2 separate regions of the Homo sapiens genome follow, and region 2 is linked to region 1. A link is an interaction called in ENCODE POLR2A ChIA-PET data of the cell type or tissue named here. Cell type or tissue: MCF 10A. All regions are shown on one strand. Links, peaks and the distances in the headings refer to the core of each region. The heading gives the core; the rest is flanking DNA. Region 1 overlaps ZAN (zonadhesin). Region 2 overlaps EPO (erythropoietin).

The links. Peaks named below come from ENCODE experiments on the same cell type or tissue, not always from the same donor. Only the 100,000 strongest peaks of a DNase experiment are listed, where the experiment ranks them.
Region 2: POLR2A ChIA-PET joins it to region 1 with 15 read pairs; 4 of 35 experiments call an interaction of 5 or more read pairs at or near these places.

The regions. Positions count from the first base shown.
Region 1 is chr7:100,795,276-100,805,620 of GRCh38, reverse strand. It overlaps ZAN (zonadhesin), which reads right to left. Exons shown (of 48, transcript NM_003386.3): 45 at 10,285-10,345; 46 at 8,156-8,255; 47 at 7,998-8,044; 48 at 7,824-7,914. The coding sequence ends at 7,889. EPHB4 (EPH receptor B4) reads left to right here. Exons shown (of 17, transcript NM_004444.5): 15 at 1-120; 16 at 300-455; 17 at 2,031-3,056. The coding sequence ends at 2,160. Among named protein-coding and RNA genes, the nearest start is that of EPHB4, 27 kb to the left of the region's middle. RefSeq lists enhancers at 1-178, 179-894, 2,749-3,451, 3,452-4,155, 6,099-6,158 and a silencer at 5,800-6,094. In MCF 10A, for the core only: CTCF peaks have their summits at 4,214 and 5,990; DNase peaks (open chromatin) are centred at 1,900, 3,270 and 5,960.
Region 2 is chr7:100,721,793-100,732,611 of GRCh38, reverse strand. EPO (erythropoietin) reads right to left here. Exons shown (of 5, transcript NM_000799.4): 3 at 10,564-10,650; 4 at 9,769-9,948; 5 at 8,912-9,634. The coding sequence ends at 9,479. Among named protein-coding and RNA genes, the nearest start is that of ZAN, 6.4 kb to the left of the region's middle. RefSeq lists an enhancer at 7,216-7,395 and a silencer at 7,547-7,781. In MCF 10A, for the core only: a CTCF peak has its summit at 7,171 (motif pointing right); DNase peaks (open chromatin) are centred at 6,701 and 7,171.

The DNA of each region.
Region 1 (10,345 bases), core at 1-8,000:
GCTGGACTGTTGGCAGAAAGACCGGAATGCCCGGCCCCGCTTCCCCCAGGTGGTCAGCGCCCTGGACAAGATGATCCGGAACCCCGCCAGCCTCAAAATCGTGGCCCGGGAGAATGGCGGGTGAGGACTGCAGAGAATGGGCCCTCCTTCCCGCTCTCTGCCCCCACTCCTTGCCCAGAAGTGTCCGTTCATTGGTGTTGGGTGGGAGGGCCTCTGTCCGCCTCTGCAAGGCTGGGTTCCACCTCCTCCCCCGGACCTGGGCCTGGTACTCAGCATTCCTCCCCATCCTTGCCCCCTAGGGCCTCACACCCTCTCCTGGACCAGCGGCAGCCTCACTACTCAGCTTTTGGCTCTGTGGGCGAGTGGCTTCGGGCCATCAAAATGGGAAGATACGAAGAAAGTTTCGCAGCCGCTGGCTTTGGCTCCTTCGAGCTGGTCAGCCAGATCTCTGCTGAGTAAGCAGTGGCAGGAGCTGGAGTGGGGCTGGGAGAGCGGGGCAGCTGGAGTCAGGCCCACGGGGTCTCCAGGGGCTTTTGGGGTCAGCTTCGGGTGCCAATGCTGTCTTCTTGCACTGCGCTCATGCCATGCCTAGAAGGGCCCCAGAGGAGCAGTCACAGCCCCATGGAGCTGAGGACCCAAGGACTCTTTGGGGCCAGCCTGCCCGCCTCACCTCCTCCTGCCATCACAGCCCTGGGCCATCGCGCTTCCGCCTCTCACTTCTAGCTATCTTTGTGCATCTATCTGCATTCCAGGCCCGGCTCTCACGGTAACAATGTGTCAACTCGGGTTCTCTTTTTCCAACCATAAAAGGAGAAGATTGGGCTAGGTTTTGGAGATCCTCTTCAGCTTTTATGTGAAATGGTTTTATGATTCCTTGCCTCCCAAAGGCTGCGTATCCCCACTTGGCCTTTGTCTGCTACTCCCCCTTTCTGCCTTCCCGTTCCTCTCCCAAGATCTCCTCTCACCCCAGGTTGAATAACAGAAATAGAAGGAATAGAAATCTGAAGGCCGGGCATGGTGGCTCATGCCTGTAATGCCAGCACTTTGGGAGGCCGAGGTGGGCAGATCACTTGAGGTTAGGAGTTCGAGACCATTGTGGACAACTTGGTGAAACCTTATGTCTACTAAAAATACAAAAATTAGCTGGGCATGGTGGTGCGTGCCTGTAATACCAGCTACTGAGGAGGCTGAGGCAGGAGAATCGCTTGAACCCGGGAGGTGGAGGTTGCAGTGAGCCGAGATCGCACCACTGCACTCCAGCCTGGATGACAGAGTGAAATTCCATCTCAAAAAAAAAAAAAAAAAAAAAAAAGAAATGTGAAGGCCAGGTGGTGGCTCACGCCTGTAATCTCAGCACTTTGGGAGGCTCAGGTGGACCGATTGCTTGAGCCCAGGAGTTTGAGAGCAGCCTGGCCAAAATAGCAAAACCCCATCTCTACAAAACAAAAACAAAAAAATTAGCTGGGCATGGTGGTGCGTGCCTGTGGTCCCAGCTACTCAGGAGGCTAGAGCCAGAGGGTCTCAGGCCAGTCTGCCCCTGCCCCACGGGGCCTGGGCACATCCCTCCCTAATTCTTCCCAGCCTCTCTCTGACCCAGGGGGCCTCCTCTCCCTTTTTTCCCCTTATCTCAGCCTCCAGCCATCAGCAACCTCCTCTTCCTCTCCACCCAGCTCTTCCTCTCCCACTTCGGCCTTTTCTTTCTCACACTCCATTTCCCTCTACGGCAATCTGTGCAGCCTCTTCCCCCAGTCTCATTTTGCGGGCTTTTCTCTCTTTTCTTTCCTTCCCTGGCACCCAAGCCAAAGGCCCTGCCTCTGGCCTCCAGCCCTACCCCCTTCTGCGGTTGCACAGAAGGATGGCTGCCCAGCTCTTAAAAAAACTGCCCGGGAACTGTTGACATCTGTTCTCCCTCCCCCGCTGGCTTTTCTGATTGGCTTACAATCCTGAGGCTAGGACCGTCTCAGGAGCCAAGAGAGGAGAGCGGCCACAGGGAACCTAGGGTCTCACCAAGCTCTCCTTTCCTTCTGCAGGGACCTGCTCCGAATCGGAGTCACTCTGGCGGGACACCAGAAGAAAATCTTGGCCAGTGTCCAGCACATGAAGTCCCAGGCCAAGCCGGGAACCCCGGGTGGGACAGGAGGACCGGCCCCGCAGTACTGACCTGCAGGAACTCCCCACCCCAGGGACACCGCCTCCCCATTTTCCGGGGCAGAGTGGGGACTCACAGAGGCCCCCAGCCCTGTGCCCCGCTGGATTGCACTTTGAGCCCGTGGGGTGAGGAGTTGGCAATTTGGAGAGACAGGATTTGGGGGTTCTGCCATAATAGGAGGGGAAAATCACCCCCCAGCCACCTCGGGGAACTCCAGACCAAGGGTGAGGGCGCCTTTCCCTCAGGACTGGGTGTGACCAGAGGAAAAGGAAGTGCCCAACATCTCCCAGCCTCCCCAGGTGCCCCCCTCACCTTGATGGGTGCGTTCCCGCAGACCAAAGAGAGTGTGACTCCCTTGCCAGCTCCAGAGTGGGGGGGCTGTCCCAGGGGGCAAGAAGGGGTGTCAGGGCCCAGTGACAAAATCATTGGGGTTTGTAGTCCCAACTTGCTGCTGTCACCACCAAACTCAATCATTTTTTTCCCTTGTAAATGCCCCTCCCCCAGCTGCTGCCTTCATATTGAAGGTTTTTGAGTTTTGTTTTTGGTCTTAATTTTTCTCCCCGTTCCCTTTTTGTTTCTTCGTTTTGTTTTTCTACCGTCCTTGTCATAACTTTGTGTTGGAGGGAACCTGTTTCACTATGGCCTCCTTTGCCCAAGTTGAAACAGGGGCCCATCATCATGTCTGTTTCCAGAACAGTGCCTTGGTCATCCCACATCCCCGGACCCCGCCTGGGACCCCCAAGCTGTGTCCTATGAAGGGGTGTGGGGTGAGGTAGTGAAAAGGGCGGTAGTTGGTGGTGGAACCCAGAAACGGACGCCGGTGCTTGGAGGGGTTCTTAAATTATATTTAAAAAAGTAACTTTTTGTATAAATAAAAGAAAATGGGACGTGTCCCAGCTCCAGGGGTGATGGGGGTGATGGACTAGATTTCTAAGGAGAGTGGGGCTGGGTAGGGAGGGCTTTGTGGCTGACCGAGAGGTGTCAGAGGTCTGGAGGCTGCAGGGCTGTAGGGGCTGGAACTTGGTTATCAGCCCCAGGGTATGTTTGAGGTGGTGGGGTGGGGGCCGAGCGAGATGAATCATTCGCAGCTGCTTCTAACGTCTCCAGCTGGCTCTGCCAAGAGCCTGGGGCACCTCCGGGGTGGGGCTGTCCCCTCCCTCCCCTGTCCTGGTTCCTCAGTCCTGGCCAGAGGCTGCTGCAGGAGAGGGAGGGAAGGCCTTGAGCTCCCAGCCCTGCCCGACAGCCACTGGAGAGGGAGGCTGGGGCAGGAGCTGGAGCAGGGGGTTCCGTGGATGGACACAGATGGGGGCCAGATGTTGACAGCTGGGGTAGATTTAGAGGCAGTGCGGGGAGAGTGTCTGCATTGGCTGTGGGGGAAGGGAAGAAGGGACCCCCCCACGTGTGTACACAAGCGATAAGCGCGCGCCGAGGACAATTCTCCCATTCAAGATGCTGCCCGGGCAGGTTCTCCCTGCCTCTTGGAAAGGGGAGGGGGAACCTCCTGTCTTCCCCCAACTTACCCCTCCAAATGCCCCGCTTTCTTTCTTGCCATTTTCTGTGTCCTTTTCTCCAGGGATCTTTCTGGCCTCCCCCCGGGCACCTGCAGGGGCAGGTCTTGACAAGGACCAGCCTGGCTTAACCTGGTCCATTGCTTTTTCTTTTTCTTTTTCTTTTTTTTTTTTTTTTTTTTTTTTTTTTTGAGACAGGGCCTCACTCTGTCACTCAGGCTGGAGTGCAGTGGAATGATCATAGTTCACTGTAACCTTGAACTCCTGGGCGCAAGGGATCCTCCCATCTCAGCCTCCCGAGTGGCTGGGAATCCTCCAGGCACACACTACCACACCCAGCTGATTTTTTTTATTTTTTGTAGAGACGGGTTGGGGGGGGTCTCACAATGTTGCCCAGGCTGATCTCAAACTCCTGGCCTCAAGCTATCCTCCCCTCCCAGCCTCCCAAGGTACTAGGATTACAGGCGTGAGCCACCGCGCCCAACCTTTTTCCATTTCTGCACTTGAGTCGCCCCCTGTTGACGTGTTTGGGTCAGTGCTGGACCCCAAATCACAGCTGGGGCCCTTCCCGGTCCAGGGAGGCTTGTCTCAATTTCCCACCTCTACAGCCCTCTTCTGGAGTCCCTCAGGCTCTTCTCTGTCCCCTTTCCCTTGGTGACACATCACCCATGTTTTGTACCCCTGAGGAGGTGTGGGAGGGACTCGGGGGGTCCATCCAGAGGATGTTGCCCAGGCCCACCCTCTTCCCCTGCCAACCAGACATCCGGGCTAGATAAGGTGTCCTAGAGAGCTGTAGCTGGAGAAAGAAAGGTTAATGGGCATTGCAGAGGTGCAGCAGAGAGGCCAAGAGTGAAGACCCGGTGTGGGGAGCTGGGGTCAGGGCAGGGGGCTGCAGAAGCCCCCTGAGGTCCAGCCCCAAGAGCTCCAGGCTGCCCTGAGCCTTCCTGCCACATCCAGCTCCCCACCATGAATGCTCTTCCAGCTAGGGCAAGGGAGAGTCTCGCTGGGCAGGACCCTCCCTTCCCGGGTTTGGGTCTTGCTTCATTCCCATAAAGGTGACCTCAGGGCGTGTCATCCCAGAGGATAAGCGCAGAGTATAACACATTTCTAGAACTCAGTATCCTCCCTGGTTGGTTGGTTGGTTGGTTGTTTCTTTAGAGACAGGGTCTCGTTCTGTTGCCCAGGCTGGAGTGCAGTGGTGCAGTCATAGCTCACTGCAGCTTGGAACTCCTGGGTTCAAACAATCCTCCCGCCTCAGTCACCCAATAATTCTTTACATTTTTGTAGAGACAGGGACTCGCTATGTTGCTCAAGCTGGTCTCCAACTCCTGATCTCAAGCAATTCTCCCTCCTCAGCCTCCCAAAGCACTGGGATTACAGGCGTGAGCCACCACACCCAGCCTGTCCTCCGTTTTGACATCCCCAAACCCAAATCCCCTTTGGGGTCCTACATCCTGATCTTCCCCCAGCCCAATTGGCAGCCTTCCATTCCTTCCAGTGGCACGATCTCAGCTCACTGCAAGCTCTGTCTCCCGGGTTCACGCCATTCTCCTGCCTCAGCTTCCTGAGTAGCTGGGACTACAGGCGCCAGCTGCCACACCCGGCTAATTTTTTTTTGTATTTTTAGTAGAGATGGGGTTTCACCGTGTTAGCCAGCATGGTCTCGATCTCCTGACCTCGTGATCCGCCCGCCTCGGCCTCCCAAAGTGCTGGGATTACAGGTGTGAGCCACCGCACCCAGCAAGCCTTCCTTCTTAGAGCACAAGCAAGACGTCCCAGCCCCCACTTCCAAGCAAGGACCTGCCTGATGGGAGGCAGAGGTCCCGAGGGAGGGGGCGGGATGTTTGCACCTTGGCCTCAGGCTGGGGTGAGTGGGTCACTCCTAGTAGGATAGAGGTCAGAATTCTTCAGCAACCCAGACCCCAGACCCCGCCCTCAGTAACCCCTAGCCCCTTTTGGAAAATGGAGGAATACCGGGGGTGGGGGCCTCTCCAGAGGGTCACAGGCTGATTTGCTTTTTTTGGAAAAAGCCACTTTTTTTAGCCAGGACGTGGTGACATGCGCCTATAGTCCTGGCTACTTGAGAGGCTGAGGCTTGAGCCCAAGAATTCAAGCTCCCATCTCAGCCTCCTGAGTAGTTGGGAATCCTCCAGGCGCACGCCACCATGCCCAGCTGATGTTTTATTCTTTGTAGAGACAGGGGGCCTCATAATGTTGCCCAGGTTGATCTCAAACTCCTGGCCTCAAGCAGTCCTCCCCCTCAGCCTCCCAAGGCGCTGGGATTACACCACGCCCGACCTGCTTTTTCCACTTCTGCACCTCAGTCGCCCCCTGTTGTCGTGTTTGTGTCAGTGCTGGACCCCAAATCACAGCTTGGGCCCTTCCCAGCCCAGGGAGACTTGCCCTCAATTTCTCACCTCTACAGCCCTCTTCTGGGGTCCCTCGGGCTCTTGAGTCCTCTGTCCCCTCTTCCCTTGGTGACACATCACCCATGTTTTGTTCCCTCGAGGAGGTGTGGGAGGGACTTTGGGGGGTGAACTATGATTGCGCCACTGCACTCCAGCCTGGGTAACAGAGGAAGCACCTGTCTCTAAATAAGGAAGGGAGGGACAGAGGGGAGAGAGAAAGAAAGAAAACAGAGAGAGAGAGAGAGAGAGGGAGGGAGGGAGGGAGAAAGGAAGGAAGGAAGGAAGGAAGGAAGGAAGGAAGGAAAAACGAAGGAAGGAGAGAGTAAGAGGAAGAAAAGGAAGGGAAGGAGGGAGGAAAGGATGGAGGAAGGAAGGAAGGAGGGAAGGAAGGAAGGAAGGAAAGGCGGGCAGGCCACGTTTGGCTGGGTAAGGTGGTCACGTGTATTCCTTGTACTTTGGGAGGTGGAGGCAGGCTGAGCTCTTTGAGCCCAGGAGTTCAAGACCAGTTTAGGCAACATAGTGAGACCCTATCTCTTCTAAAAAATATCAAAATTAGCCAGGCGTAGTGGTGCATGCCTGTAGTCCCAGCTACTCAGGAGGCTGAGATGGGAGGATCGTTTGAGCCCCGGGGGTCAAGGCTGCAGTGAGCTATGACTGCACCACTACACTCTAGCCTGGGCAACAGAGTGAGACCTTGTCTCTAAAAAAAAAGAAAAAGAAAAAAAAGCCACATTCCCCAACCTTAGTCTGTACTTGACATGTAAAATTTCTCAGAATCACCTTGGTGGGGAGCCAGAGGCCACGTCCTCTAAGCACTCGGATTCCTGAGGTGAAGTCTTCTCCTAAATCAGAAGCCGAGGGTCTGGGGCTGCATCCCACCCTCCATTCCCCTGCCCGCCCTGTTCCTTCTGCCCTCCCTGCTCCTTCTGTCTCCCCTAGTGATGTCAGCCTCGCCGGGACTGAATGTGCCACCCGCATGTGGCTTTCTCTAAGGGACAACACCCTCACCTCAAACCTAGGTTCCTCTCCCCTCTAGACATTTTGCACAGAACCCAGCCCTACCTAGGCCTCCACGTGCCTCTCTCCCTCATTTTCCTCCCTCCAAGACCCAACTTCCTCCACTATAATCATGTGGACATTCACGTCTCAAAAATACATAATTTTGGGCCAGGCGTGGTGGCTCATGCCTATAATCCCAGCACTTTGGGAGGCCAAGTCGGGCAGATCACTTGAGGTCAGGAGTTCGAGACCAGCTTGGCCAACATGGCGAAACCTCGTCTCTACTAAAAATACAGAAATTAGCCAGGCAAGGTGGTGTGTACTTGTAATCCCATCTACTCAGGAGGCTGAGGCAGGAGAATCGCTTGAACCCAGGAGGTGGAGGTTGCAGTGAACAGAGATCACACCACTGTACTCCAGCCTGGGAGACAGAGCGAGACTCCATCTCAACAAAAAACTGAAACAAAAATAAATAATTTTGGCCAGACACCATGGCTCATGCCTGTAATCACAGGGCTCTGGAAGGCCAAGGCGGGAGGATTGCTGGAGGCCAGGAGTTTGAGACCAGCCTGGGCTACATAGTGAGACCCGCCCCCATCTCTACAAAAACAAAAATGTTAAAATTTAGCCTTCGTGGTGACGCATGCCTGCAGTCTCAGCTACCCAGGAGGCTGAGGCAGGAGGCCCAGGAGGTTGAGGCTGCAGTGAGCTGTGATCGTGCCACTGCACTCCAGCCTGGCGACAGAGCAAGACCCTGTCTCAAATAAATAAATATATAAATTTATTTAATCTTCTTGTCTGAAGACAGCTCAAAACTGAGCAACTTAACAGGCACAGTCCAGAACAGTATCTGAGGAGAAAGCAAGAAAACCATGTATGAGAGGAGACTCAACTCTAGGCCCCGAGGTTCCGGGCTGTGGGGTTGGTTCTCACCTGTGTCCACCAGCCTGGCCAGTCTGTCTCCCTCCTGCGTTTTCTCTCTAGAAGGCATGGGGGAATAGACATGGGTCCCCAAGTGGCCCTTTACGGGCCCAGCCGCTTCCCGGTTTGCACACCCCACCCGCCCTTCCTCTCTCCTTCCCAGGACTCACCTCTTCCTCCTCGTTCTGTAAATGCACTCTCTGGTCACGGCCAGTAGTACGACCACCACAGGCACCAGCAGTCCCAGTAGGACGCCCACCAGGTTAGATGCTTCTGGGTGCGGGGAAGAGACATTAGGTCGAACGTGAGACGGGAAGGGTGGGGACTGAGGGGTACTCCCTTTTGGGGATTGCTTGCTACCCCAGGGGACCTCATCTCTCTAAATCTCTAGGTGTGTCTGCTTCTTCCTCCAGGAGGTTCTCACCTCCAGGGACTCCAAGGTCTTAGTGCCCCCTCCCCAACCCCCGCAATGTTTTCTGTTTGCCATAAGCCTTTTTAGACAGAGTCTGGCTCTATTGCTCAGGCTGGAGTGCAGTGGTGCGATCATAGCTTTCTGCAGCCTTGAACTCCTGGGCTCAAGCAATCCTCCCCCTCAGCCTGCTTTCCAAGTAGCTGGGACTATGGGCACATGCCACCACACCCGGTTAATTTTCGTGATTTTTTGTAGAGATGGGGTCTTGCTATGTTACCAGGCTGGTCTTGAACTCCTGGCTCAAGTGATCCTCCCGCCTTGGCCTCCCAAAGTCCTGAAATTACAGGCATGAACCACCACGCCTGCCCTCCCTTAAGCCTATTTAGGTGGGCAGCTGTTTCTCTTAGGTCCCCTAGAGTCCAGGTGTCATCTCAGCCAGCATTTCTCAAAGAGTAGCCCTGGAGTCACTTCCATAGTTTCCTGGGCCCTTGTTGAAAATGCAGATTCTGGTTGGGCACAAAGGCTCACGCCTGTAATCCCAGCACTTTGGGAGGCCAAGGTGGCAGGATCACCTGAGGTCAGGAGTTTCAGACCAACCTGGCCAACATGGCGAAACCCCATCCCTACTAAAAATACAAAAATAGCCGGGCGTGGTGGCCGGCGCCTGTAATCCCAGCTACTCAGGAGGCTGAGACAGGAGAATCACTTGAACCCGGGAGGTGGAGGTTGCAGTGAGCCGAGATCACGCCACTGCACTCCAGCCTGGGCAACAGACCAAGACTCAAAAAAAAAAAAAAAAAAAGCAGATTCCTGGGCCCACTCCAGACCTACCAAATCTGATCTTTCAGAGTGTGTCCTGGAATATACATGTACACAAGTTACCCCGTCTTCAATCTTAGGCAAGATAAAGCTGGAGAACCACTGGCCCAGAAGCCCATGGGAATTGTAGTTTGGGATAGGAAAGGACAATGGAAGGTGCTGGAGAGGCACAGAAGGACACAGGAGGAGGAAGCAGCAGGGGTGAGAGATACAGGTCACAGGAGTGGGGAGCTGGGCTTCAGAGAGAAGATTTCACAGTATATAGGTAGGAGATGGGCACAGGAACTAGTTTTTTGTTTTGTTTTTGGTTTTTGTTTTTTGTTTTTTTTGAGATGGAGTCTTGGTCGCCCAGGCTGGAGCGCAGTAGCGTGATCTTAGCTCACTGCAACCTCTGCCTCCCGGGTTCAAGCGGGTCTCGTGCCTCAGCCTCTGAGTAGCTGGGATTACAGCTGTGCACCACCATACCCAGCTAATTTTTTTTTATTTTTTTATTTTTTTTTAGATGGAGTCTTGCTCTGTCACCCAGGCTGGAGTGCAGTGGCTTGATCTTGGCTCACTGCAACCTCCACCTCCCAGGTTCAAGTGATTCTCCTGCCTCAGCCTCCCGAGTAGCTGGGACTACAGGCGCACACCACCACACCCGGCTAACTTTTTGTATTTTTAGTAGAGACGGGGTTTCACTTCGTTAGCCAGAATGGTCTCCATCTCCTGACCTCGTGATCCGCCCACCTCAGCCTCCCAAAGTGCTGGGATTACAGGCGTGAGCCACCATTCCCGGCCAGGACTGGTTTTTTGAGGATGCTTGTCCTGCGAATTTCTAGGGATTATATTATAATTCCTACTATAATAATATATGTAATATATAAATAGATAATTAATATACAAGATATATTAATATATTAATATCCATTATAGCTACAAATTGTTATGTTTATAATATATAATATCTGTAACATAATATTATAATACATATCATTCTATATGTGAATATAATACATATAGAATCATTCTGTGGTTGTCGGCCAGGAAGAGGTTGTGAGGGTACAGGGCCTTGGACGATGCCCTCACCTGGCTTTCTGGGAGGTGGCGCATCTCGAGGCTCCATACACAGGCCTCCCCCGTAACCAAC
Region 2 (10,819 bases), core at 2,820-10,819, 76 kb after region 1:
GGACCGCTTGAGGCTAGAGACCAGCCTGGGCAAAACAGTGAGACCCTGTCTCTACAAAAAATTTAAAAATTAACCAAGCATGGCAGTATGTGCCTGTAGGTCCCAGCTGGTTGTGAGGTTGAGGCGGGAGGACTTACGCGTTCAAGGCTGCAGTGAGCTATGATCAAGCCACTGTACTCCAGCCAGAGCAACAGAGCGAGACCCTGTCTCAAAACAAAACAAAAAAAGAATGTTGGTGAAAACTTTTTTTTTTTTTTTGAGACAGCGTCTCACTCTGTTGCCCAGGCTGGAGTGCAGTGGTGCCGTCACAGCTTACTGCAGTCTCAACCTCCCAGGCTCAAGCAGTTCTCCCACCTCAGCCTCCCGGGGTGTCTGGGATTACAGGCACAAGCCACCATGCCTAGCTAATTTCTGTTTGTTTTTTTTGCTTGCTTGTATTGTAGAGATAGGGTCTCACTATGTTGCCCAGGCTGGTCTCAAACTCCTGGGCTCCAGTGATCCGCTTGCCTCAGCCTCCCAAAGTGCTGAGATTACAAACATGAGCCACTGTGCCCAGCCGGTGAAAACTTCTTAGAAGGCATTTGTTTTTTGGTTTGTTTGTTTGTTTTGGGGGAGGAGTCAACCCAGCCTAGAGAGCAATGGCACAATCTCAGCTCACTGCAAACCTCCACCTCCCGAGTTCAAGCAATTCTCTTGCCTCAGCCTCCCAAGTAGCTGGGATTAACAGGCATGTGCCATCACACCCGGCTAATTTTGTATTTTTAGTGGAGATGGGGTTCCATCATGTTGGTCAGGCTGGTCTCGAACTTCTGACCTCAGGTGATCCACCCACCTTGGCCTCCCATAGTGTTGGGATTACAGGTGTGAGCCACAGTGCCTGGCCAGAAAACTTCTTAGAAGGCATTTGACAATGACTGTTGAACTTTCAAATGTGCATATCTTTGACCTAACATTTCTAGGAAACTTGCTACAGAAATACATGCACTTTGCACAAATTTGCGGATACCCAAAGATATTAATTGCAACATTGTTTACAATAGGAAAAGTTATGATAAATATTTATCAGTAGGTATGTAATTGGATCATATTAAGAAATGGCCGGAGGCCGGGCACGGTGGCTCATGCCTGTAATCCCAGCACTTTGGGAAGCCGAGGTTGACAGATCACTTGAGGTCAGGAGTTCAAGACTAGCCTAACTAACATGGTGAAACTCCATCTCTACTAAATACAAAAAATTAGTTGGGCATGGTGGTGCATGCCTGTACTCCCAGCTACTCGGGAGGCTGAGGCAGGAGAATTGCTTGAACCTGGGAGGCAGAGGTTGCAGTGAGCCAAGATCGCGCCATTGCACTCCAGCCTGGGCAACAAGAGCAAAAATCTGTCTCAAAAAGAAAAGAAAAGAAAAGAAAAGAAAAGAAAAGAAAAGAAAAGAAAAGAAATGGCCGGGCGCGGTGGCTTGTGCCTGTAATCCCAGAACTTTGGGAGGCCAAGGTAGGAGGATTGCTTGAGCCCAGGAGTTCGAGACCAGCTTGGGCAACATAGCGAGAACCCACCCTCTACACAAAAAATACAAAAATTATCTAAGCATGGTGGTGCACACCTGTAGTTCCAGTTACAAAGAAGGCTGAGGCGGGAGGGTCGCCTGAGCCCAGGAGTTCAAGGCTGCAGTGAGCTATGATTGTACCATTGCACTCCAGCCTGGGCAACACAAGGAGACTCTGTTTCTAAAAAGAAATAAATAAAAGAAAAAGAAAGCCCTTTTGCAATCCCCAGGACCGCTTCTGCCCAAATGAGGCTGAAGAGCCTCGCCATGGAATGCCAACAGAGCTCAGGCAGGGATCACATCTGAGGACTGAGAGCACCCCCCTGCCTGTTTATGTCAGACCTGGGGATATCAATGGTGTCCATCCCAAGCCCTTGTCCACCCTTCCTCCATACCAGGTTAGCAGAGGAATTAACAGAGGGGCCAGGGCCAGGAAATGGTTAACCCAGGGAAGAGGAGCAGAAGACATTGATCATAGCCACTCCCTGTTGGGCAATAAGTCCCCTGGTAGCTGCTTTAGCTGACCTCCCTTTGGGACCACAGAGCTGGGGGTCACAGCTCCCAATCCGTCTGGAAGTGGGGGTGGGGGGCTCACGGCAGGACAGGAAAGTGGGGGAGGACCCTTGGGCCCTGTATTTTAGGGAGCCAGGAACCAGCAACGCCCCAGAGACTGGCAACCTTGACAAGACTGGCAGCTGTGGGAACAGGTGTGAGAGACCTTGGGCTGTGGAAAAGCCCTTGAGAGAACTGGAGCCCAGTCCTAAATTTGCTGTGTGTCTTTGGGAACTTTTCTCACCCTCTCTGTGTCTTAGTTCCTTCCTCTGTAAGATTGGGGAGGAGGCTCAATCAGTACAGCCAAGATTTTTTTAAAGCCAGAAATCTATGATGTTGGCTGGGTGCAGTGGCTCACACCTATAATCCCAACACTTTGGGAGGCCAAGGTGGGCAGATCACCTGAGGCCAGGAGTTCAAGATCAGCCTGGCCAACATGGTGAAACCCCGTATGTACTAAAAATACAAAATTAGCTGGGCATGGTGGTGCGCACCTGTAGTCCCAGCTACTCAGGAGGCTGAGGCAGGAGAATCTCTTGAACCCAGGAGGGGTAGGTTGCAGTGAGCCGAGATCGCACCACTGCACTCCAGCCTGGGTGACAGAGTGAGACTCTGTCTCAAAAAATAATAATAATAATAATAATAAAAGAAAGAAATTTATGTGTGGCAGTCACTTTTTTTTTTGAGACAGTGTCTTGCTCTATCACCCAGGTTAGAGTTCAGTGGCTCAATCATAGCTCACTACAACCTCAGCCTCCCAAGTAGTTGGAACTACAGTCTATTTTTTAGTAGCCCAGCAAATTTTTTATAGAAACAGGGATCTCACTATGTTGACTAGGCTGGTCTCAAACTACCAGCCTCAAGTGATCCTCTCACCTTGGCCTCCCACAGTGCTGGTATTACAAGTGTACATCACCGCGCCCGGTCACGTAATTTTTTTTTTATCTTGTTTTGCCCTTGTTGCCCAGGCTGGAGTGCAATGGTACGATCTTGGCTCACTGCAACCTCCGCCTCCCAGGTTCAAGCAATTCTCCTGCCTCAACCTTCCAACTAGCTGGGATTACAGGCATGCACCACCACACCCAGCTAATTTTTTATTTTTAGTAGAGACGGGATTTCACCATGTTGGTCAGGCTGGTCTCGAACTCCTGACCTCAGGTGATCCGCCCACCTTGGCCCCCCAAAGTGTTGGGATTACAGGCGTGAACCACTGGCCATTTTTAATAATCAATTTTCTTAAATAAAGAAGGGAGTTTAGAGACATTTGGCCATGACTCCCATAAATTGAGAAACTATACTATCGTCTATTTATTTGTTGCCAACAATCCTTCACAATGCCACAGTTTTATGATGGAATTTTAGTAGAATTAACTTTCACCATCTTCAAATAATATTATTAGCCTTCAGCTTAGATTCCAGTGTCTAAAAGACCCTGTTTAGCTAATGCAACTCCAGCAACAAACCCTACTGTGGTAAGATCACCTACTGAACTACAGTTCAGTAGTTCCAGCAGAACCCTAGGTGACTGGCCAGGCACAGTGGCTCACGCCTGTAATCCCAGCACTTTGGGAGGTTGAGGCAGGTGGATCACCTGAGGTCGGGGTTCGAGACCAGCCTGACCAACACGGAGAAACCCTGTCTGTACTAAAAATACAAAATTAACCAGGTGTGGTGGCACATGCCTGTAATCCCAGCTACTCAGGAGGCTGAGGCAGGAGAATCATTTGAACCCGGGAGGCAAAGTTTGCAGTGAGCTGAGATCGCGCCATTGCACTCCAGCCTGGGCAACAAGAGCGAAACCCCATCTCAAAGAAAAAAAAAAAGAATCCTAGGTGACCTGTGAACTAGGGACAGGTCTTTGTTCAGCCTGATGCTTGGGCCCAGAGGGAGGATTTGAGTCAGTGAGTACCCAAGAGCGAGAGGCTGCAGTTAAGATGGAGAGCTGGGGCTGCAGGAGGTGGCTGAGTTGGCTCCTAGCGCAGTACTCAGAGCAGGGAGTTGGGAAGAAGGGAAGTTGGTAGGTACTTTCTGCCTATGCAGGGAAGAAGCAGGATCCCAAGGCAGGGGATTGAATGGGAAGGAGTCGGTCGTGGAAGATGGACACGCCTTGCTGACCACAGCTGTCTCATTCACTCCATCTCTTCTCTTTCCTCTCCCTGGTGATCCTGGGTCAGAGAGAAAAGGGACTCTCTCTCTCTCTCTTTTTTTTTTCTTTTTGAGACGGAGTCTCGCTCTTGTTGCTCAAGATGGAGTGCAGTGACTCGATCTCTCAGCTCACTGCAACCTCTGCCTCCCAGGTTCAAGCAATCCTCGTGCCTCTGCCTCCCAAGTAGCTGGGATTACAGGCATGCACCACCACACCTGGCTAATGTTTGTAATTTTAGTAGAGATGGGGTTTCACCATGTTGGCCAGGCTGGTCTCAAATTCCTGACCTCAAGTGATCCACCCACCTTGGCCTCCCAAAGTGCAGGGATTACAGACTTGAGCTACCACACCCGGACTTTTTTTTTTTCTCTCTTTTGAGCCAGGGTCTTGCTCTGTCACCCTGGCTGGAGTGCAGCGCTGCAATCATAGCTCAATGCAGTCTCAAATCCCTGGGTTCAAGTGATCCCTCCTGCTTCTGCTGGGCCTACAGGTGCACACCATCATGCCCCACTGCTTTAAAATTTTTTTTAGAGACAGGGTCTCCCTATGTTTCTGGGGCCAGTCTGGAACTCTTGTGCTCAAGCCCTCCTCCTGCCTCAGTCTCCCAAAGTGCTGGGATTACTAGTATGAGCCACTTCGTCCAGCCCCATCTCCGTGTTTTATGACCTGGGCAAGGCCCATAATCTCTTTGGGCCTCAGTTTCCTCCTCTGCAAAATGGGGACCCTCCATCATCCCTGCCTTCCTCTTGGCGTTAGGAGAGCAAATGAAAAGCATGCCAGGAAATCACATGCTTTTCATGTAAATAGCCAAGCTCTCTACAAACAGAAGGCATCATCTTTAAACAATTATGTAACCCCTTGACTCAGAACTAGGCTTTGCTGGCTCCTGTCCCCACCAGAAAGTCAAAAGTGTTGGCTCTGTCACTTTCCAGCAGAACTTAGTTCCCCATCTGACAAATGGGGATGATACTCATTGTATTCCTGCTTCGTGGAGTTCGGGTGAGAATCGCAGCATGCAGATGCCACAGATTGAATGTGTTGTTAATTATAACCATGATCACAGTTCAGAGGAAAGTTCCTTTCCTGGCCTGCACTCGAAGAACCTCTGAAATCTGGCAACACCCTCCTTGGGAATCTGCCTCTCAGCACAGACTCTGGGCCTCGCTTAGTTCTTCTAAATCCTGTGGTTCTTCCCTTCCCCGGCCTCTTGGCATTGCACAGCTTAGCACTCAGTCCCATACCAAAATGACTACGTCTGAATTAATGTGCGTCAAGGCCAGGTGCAGTGGCTCATGCATGTAATCCCAGCATTTTGGGAGACTGATGAGTGGATCACCTGAGATCAGGAGTTCGAGACCAGGCTGGCCAACATGGAGAAACCCCATCTCTACCAAAAAACAAAACAAAAACAAACAAACAAAAAAACACAAACACACACACACAAACTAGCCGGGTGTGGTGGCATGTGCCTGTAATCCCAGCTACTCGGGAGGCTGAGGCACAAGAATTGCTTGAACCCAGGAGGTGGAGGTTGCAGTGAGCTGAGATTGTGCCACTGCCCTCCAGCCTGGGTGACACAACAAGACCCTGTCTCAAAAAATAAATAAATAAAATAAAATGAATTAATGTGTGCCTTTTTTTGCCCCCAGGAGGCTGCCCACTGGCCACTGGGCTATGAGTGTCATTTCATGTCTCCTAGCACTTAGTGCAAAGGCTTGGTTCACAGTAGCCATTCTATAAACTTGGAATAAATGTTTTAAATGTTTCTAACGTACTTGCCTCTCACATCCATCCCAGGAGTGGTCAGACAGTTCAGGTTTGATAACTACTCTTTTTGTGGGGGAGGGGATGGGATCTTGCTCTGTCACCCAGGCTAGAATGCAGTGGTGTGATCACAGCTCACTGCAGCCTCAACCTCCCAGGCTTGAGTGATTCTCCCACCTCAGCCTCCTGAGTAGCTGGCACTACAGCTGCATGCCACCACATCCAGCTAATGTTTAAATTTTTTTGTAGAGATGGGGGTCTCACTATGTTGCCCAGGGTGGTCTCAAACTCCTGAGCTCAAGGGATCCTCCCACCTCAGCCTCCCAAAGTGCTGGGATTACAGGCGTGAGCCACAACATCTGGTTGAAAATTACTATTTTTTTATTATATTTTAGAAACTGAAAGCAGTGAGAAGTCTGAAGACAGTTGTGGAATAAGATCAGTGACCCTGAATCCTGCAGACGGAGAGGAGGGAGGCAAAAGCGGGTTGCTCATTGATGAGATGTTTGAGCCTTAGACTACAAATCAGGCTAAGAGGTGGACAGCCTTTGGGATTAGGAGTCCTAAATCCTGTGCTCAGGTTCTAGCTCAGTCTCTTATTAGCCAGATTCCTTCGGCTTAAGAACAAGCCTCTTAGCTCCGATGTCAGCAGCCTAAGAGGGAGATTTCTCCTTTACTGACTCACAGCATTCCTGGTGCAAGAATCAAATGCCATCTGTGGAAACCACAATATAAATGTGTATTGAAATGTACAAGGTCACAGCCGGGCGCGGTGGCTCACGCCTGTAAACCCAACACTTTGGGAGGCCGAGGTGGGCGGATCCTCTGAGCTCAGGAGTTTGAGACCAGCCTGGTCGACCTGGTGAAACTCCATCTCTACTAAAAATACAAAAAATTAGCCAGGTGTGTTAGCAGGCGTCTGTAGTCCCAGCTACTCGGGAGGCTGAGGCAGGAGAATCGCTTGAACCCGGGAGGCGGAGGTTGCAGTGAGCCGAGATCGCGCCACTGCACTCCAGCCTGAGTGACAGAGTGAGACTCCATTGAAAAAAAAGAAAAGAAAAGAAAAGAAAAGAAATGTACAAGGTCAGAGCCCTAAGGATCTATCGCTTGTAGGTTTCTCTAGCAGTTCCTAGTAAGACCTGAAGAGGGCACTGTAGCCCACGAGCCGGTTAGAACAGAGGGAAAATTCTCTTGGGTCCTCCCCTTTGGCGACTCCTCGCATCCCAGCTCCACACCTACCGCCCCGCTCCCTACACACCTGTCAAGTACCCTCCAACCTCCAAAACCTTCCCGTAATTTTTCCTGCTGCGGATTGCAAAACATTCTCTCCCGTTTGCATATGTGCAGGGGAACACAGGCTGACTTCTCTACAGTTGATGATACAAGCAGAAAGACCGGCCCTCACATATGGGATAACAACCAGGATCGGGGTCCCATACAGTTGTTTTTGTTTGTTTGTTTTTGTTTTGTTTTTGAGACAGAGTTTCGCTCTTGTCGCCCAGGCTGGAGTCCAGTGGCACGACCTCGGCTCACTGCAACCTCCGCCTCCCAGGTTCAGTGATTCTCCTGCCTCAGCCTCCAGAATAGCTGGGATTACAGGAGCCCACCACCACACCCGGCTAATTTTTTGTATTTTTAGTAGACATGGGGTTTCACCACGTTGGCCAGGCTGGTCTCAAACACCTGACCTCAGATGATCCACCCACCTCAGCCTCCCAAAGTGCTGGGATTACAGGCATGAGCCACCGTGCCTGGCCTCCCATACAGTTTTATGACAGCTTTTGCTGTCTGCACAGGTCCCTCCTCAGTGGTCCTTTCCCGCTGAAGCATTATTTTTGAGAAGGAATCTGAAGTTGTGGTCAGAGTAAAGGGGAAAATGAGAAGTAGAAATCAAGAGTGGAAGTAGAGTTCATTTGTTCCATGTCCCCCACCCCAGGGGAGTAAAGGAGCAGGTAGGGATTAGGTAGAAGGAATAAACCAGGCGCAATGGCTCACACCTATAATCCCAGCACTTTGGGAGGCTAAGGAGGGAGGATCACTTGAACCCAGAGTTTGAGACCAGCCTGGGCAACATAGCAAGACCCCATCTCTAAAAAAAATAAGATAAAAATAATTTAAAAATTAGCAGGGCATGGCGATGCATGCCTTTAGTCACATCTACTCATGAGGCTGGGACTAGAGGATTGCTTGAGCCCAGGAGTTTGAGGCTGCAGTGACCCATGATTGCACCACTGCACTCCAGCCTGGGCAACAGAGCAAGACACTGTCACTAAAAACAAACAAACAAACAAAATCACAAATATATAAATGGACCACCTAGAGTGGCCCTTGTCCCCGAGCAGATGCTGTTTATAGAGGTGGCTCCAACCGCACCTGTGTGTACCGCCCCTTTTGTGAATTTCAGAGGCGAGTATTCATGGTGACAGTCCCCAGGTGAGTAAAGGAGGCAGCTGGACTTAGCGAGGATGTGCATTGAGGCGGAAGGCTGATGCTGGGAGTGTGGCATCAGCCGAAGAGACCAAAGAAGAGGCAGAAATTAACAAGGGCCAGTGACCAGGGTTGGCAGCTGTTACCAGCCCCCAAAACTCCCAAAAGGACCCGTCCTCTGGCCTCCCTCTCCTTGATGACAATCTCAGCGCACTGCAGCCTTGCCCTGGGCAGGGTTGGCAGCTGCCTTACTGCGGTGAGGCCTTGAATGGAGCCACCTTATTGACCAGCGTAGGCAGAGCTTGTGGCCTCAGGCCCGGTAGGGTCGAGAGGTCAGACAGGCTGTGTGAGACAGCACGTAGGGCCCAGCCCCCTCCACCCCTCGTTTCCCGGACCTGGACCTGCTGCACTGCTGCCAGGAGTGGGACAGAGCCAGGGGATTTGGAGGTTCCCAGAAAACAGAAAAGCCAAGAGTCATATTGGTGGTTTCAGTTCTTGTCAATGAGGTTGAAGAATACACAAAACTTGGACCCCATGAGAGCCAGAGGCCAGCCCCCATCCTGTCTTCATGGTTCCCACCACCCCGGTGTCAAGGGGGCTCTTGCCACCAAGGGAGTGCCCATGCCCGTGAGACCTGGAGAAGTCACAGCTTGCCACCTAAGTTATCCAGGTCATCCTGTCCCTGATGGTAGGTGCGAAAACAGGTAAATCGCCTCCAAAGCGTGTCCTGGCATCAAATTTTGCAGGGTGCCGAGTGAGCTCAGGCGTCTTCCCAGCATGGCTCTGTCCCTGAGTTTAAAGCTGCTCTCTGAATGCTTCCTGCTCTGGGCCCTCAAGTTGGCCCTGTGACATCCTTAGATCTCAGAGTTGCTCTCTGGACAGTTCCTCTGGCCCCTGAGATGTCATTGCTGGCACTGGAGTGTCCATGGGACAGGCTGGCGCTGAGCTGAGAGCCCCTCGACGGGGTTCAGGAGTGGCGGGGGAGGGTGTGGCACAAGCAATGTTGGTGAGGGAGGTGGTGGATATGCCCAGGTGGACACACCTGGTCATCTGTCCCCTGTCCTGCAGGCCTCCCCTGTGTACAGCTTCAGCTTTCCCCGGAGGAAATTGGAGTAGACTCGGAAGAGTTTGCGGAAAGTGTCAGCAGTGATTGTTCGGAGTGGAGCAGCTGAGGCCGCATCTGGAGGGGAGATGGCTTCCTTCTGCCAAGGAGAAAACAGGAGGTCGCTGCAGTGCCACAGAAAGGGAAGGAATACGGACAGTTCCTGTACTCCTTAGCAAGACCCTTCTCCCCTTCTTACAGAAAGGGCAAGCAGAAGTGTCCGCTCCTACTCACCTGGGCTCCCAGAGCCCGAAGCAGAGTGGTGAGGCTGCGAAGGCCACTGACGGCTTTATCCACATGCAGCTGCAGGGGCTCCCACGGCTGGGAAGAGTTGACCAACAGGGCCTGGCCCCGCAGGACAGCTTCCGACAGCAGGGCCAGGCCCTGCCAGACTTCTACGGCCTGCTGCCCGACCTACAGGGAGTGGACTCTGGGAGTCAGCTGACCCATGTCACCCTCTCCCTCCTGCCCCTCAGCAGCCCCAAGCACCAAGCTGAGCAAACAGAAGGTATGCAATAAGACTTGTTGAATGAATGAATGAATGAATGAGTGAGTGAGTGAGTGAGTGAATGAATAATGAATGTATTCCATACAGCCCTCATTATTTTTCTTTTTTCTTTTCTTTTTTGAGACAGGGCCTCACTCTGTCACTGAGGCTGGAGTGCAGTGGTGTGATCACAGCTCACTGCAGCCTCAAATTCCTGGGCTCAAGCGATCCTCCCGCCTCAGCCTTCCAAATATCTGGGACTACCACCATGCACCACCTCACCTGACTAATTTTTTTAAATGTTTGTAGAGATGGGGGATCTCACTATGCTGCCTAGGTTGGTCTGAAACTCCAGGGCTCAAGCAATTCTCCCATCTCGGCCATCTCAGCCTGGGATTATAGACGTGAGCCTCTGCGCCCAGGCAGCCTCATCTCTGCTGCTCCATTTTACCTTTCCCTCGATCATTCTCCCTTTCATCCAAAATCAGGCTCGCAAATGAGATTCTCCAAAAGAAAGGAAAAAAAAAAAAAAAGGAACTCACCTCCATCCTCTTCCAGGCATAGAAATTAACTTTGGTGTCTGGGACAGTGATATTCTCATTCAAGCTGCAGTGTTCAGCACAGCCCGTCTGAAATGCACACAGCCCGGGGAGTCAAGGGTCCCTGAAGGCTCTGGCCCTGGCCCACAGGCCGTAGGATCTGCTGGCTTTGCTCCTTGCCTAGTTTCCAGGTATGGTTTGGGGCCACCAGACTTATTCTTATGTAGGGGGGCAGTGTCTAGCTTCCCAACTCCACCCC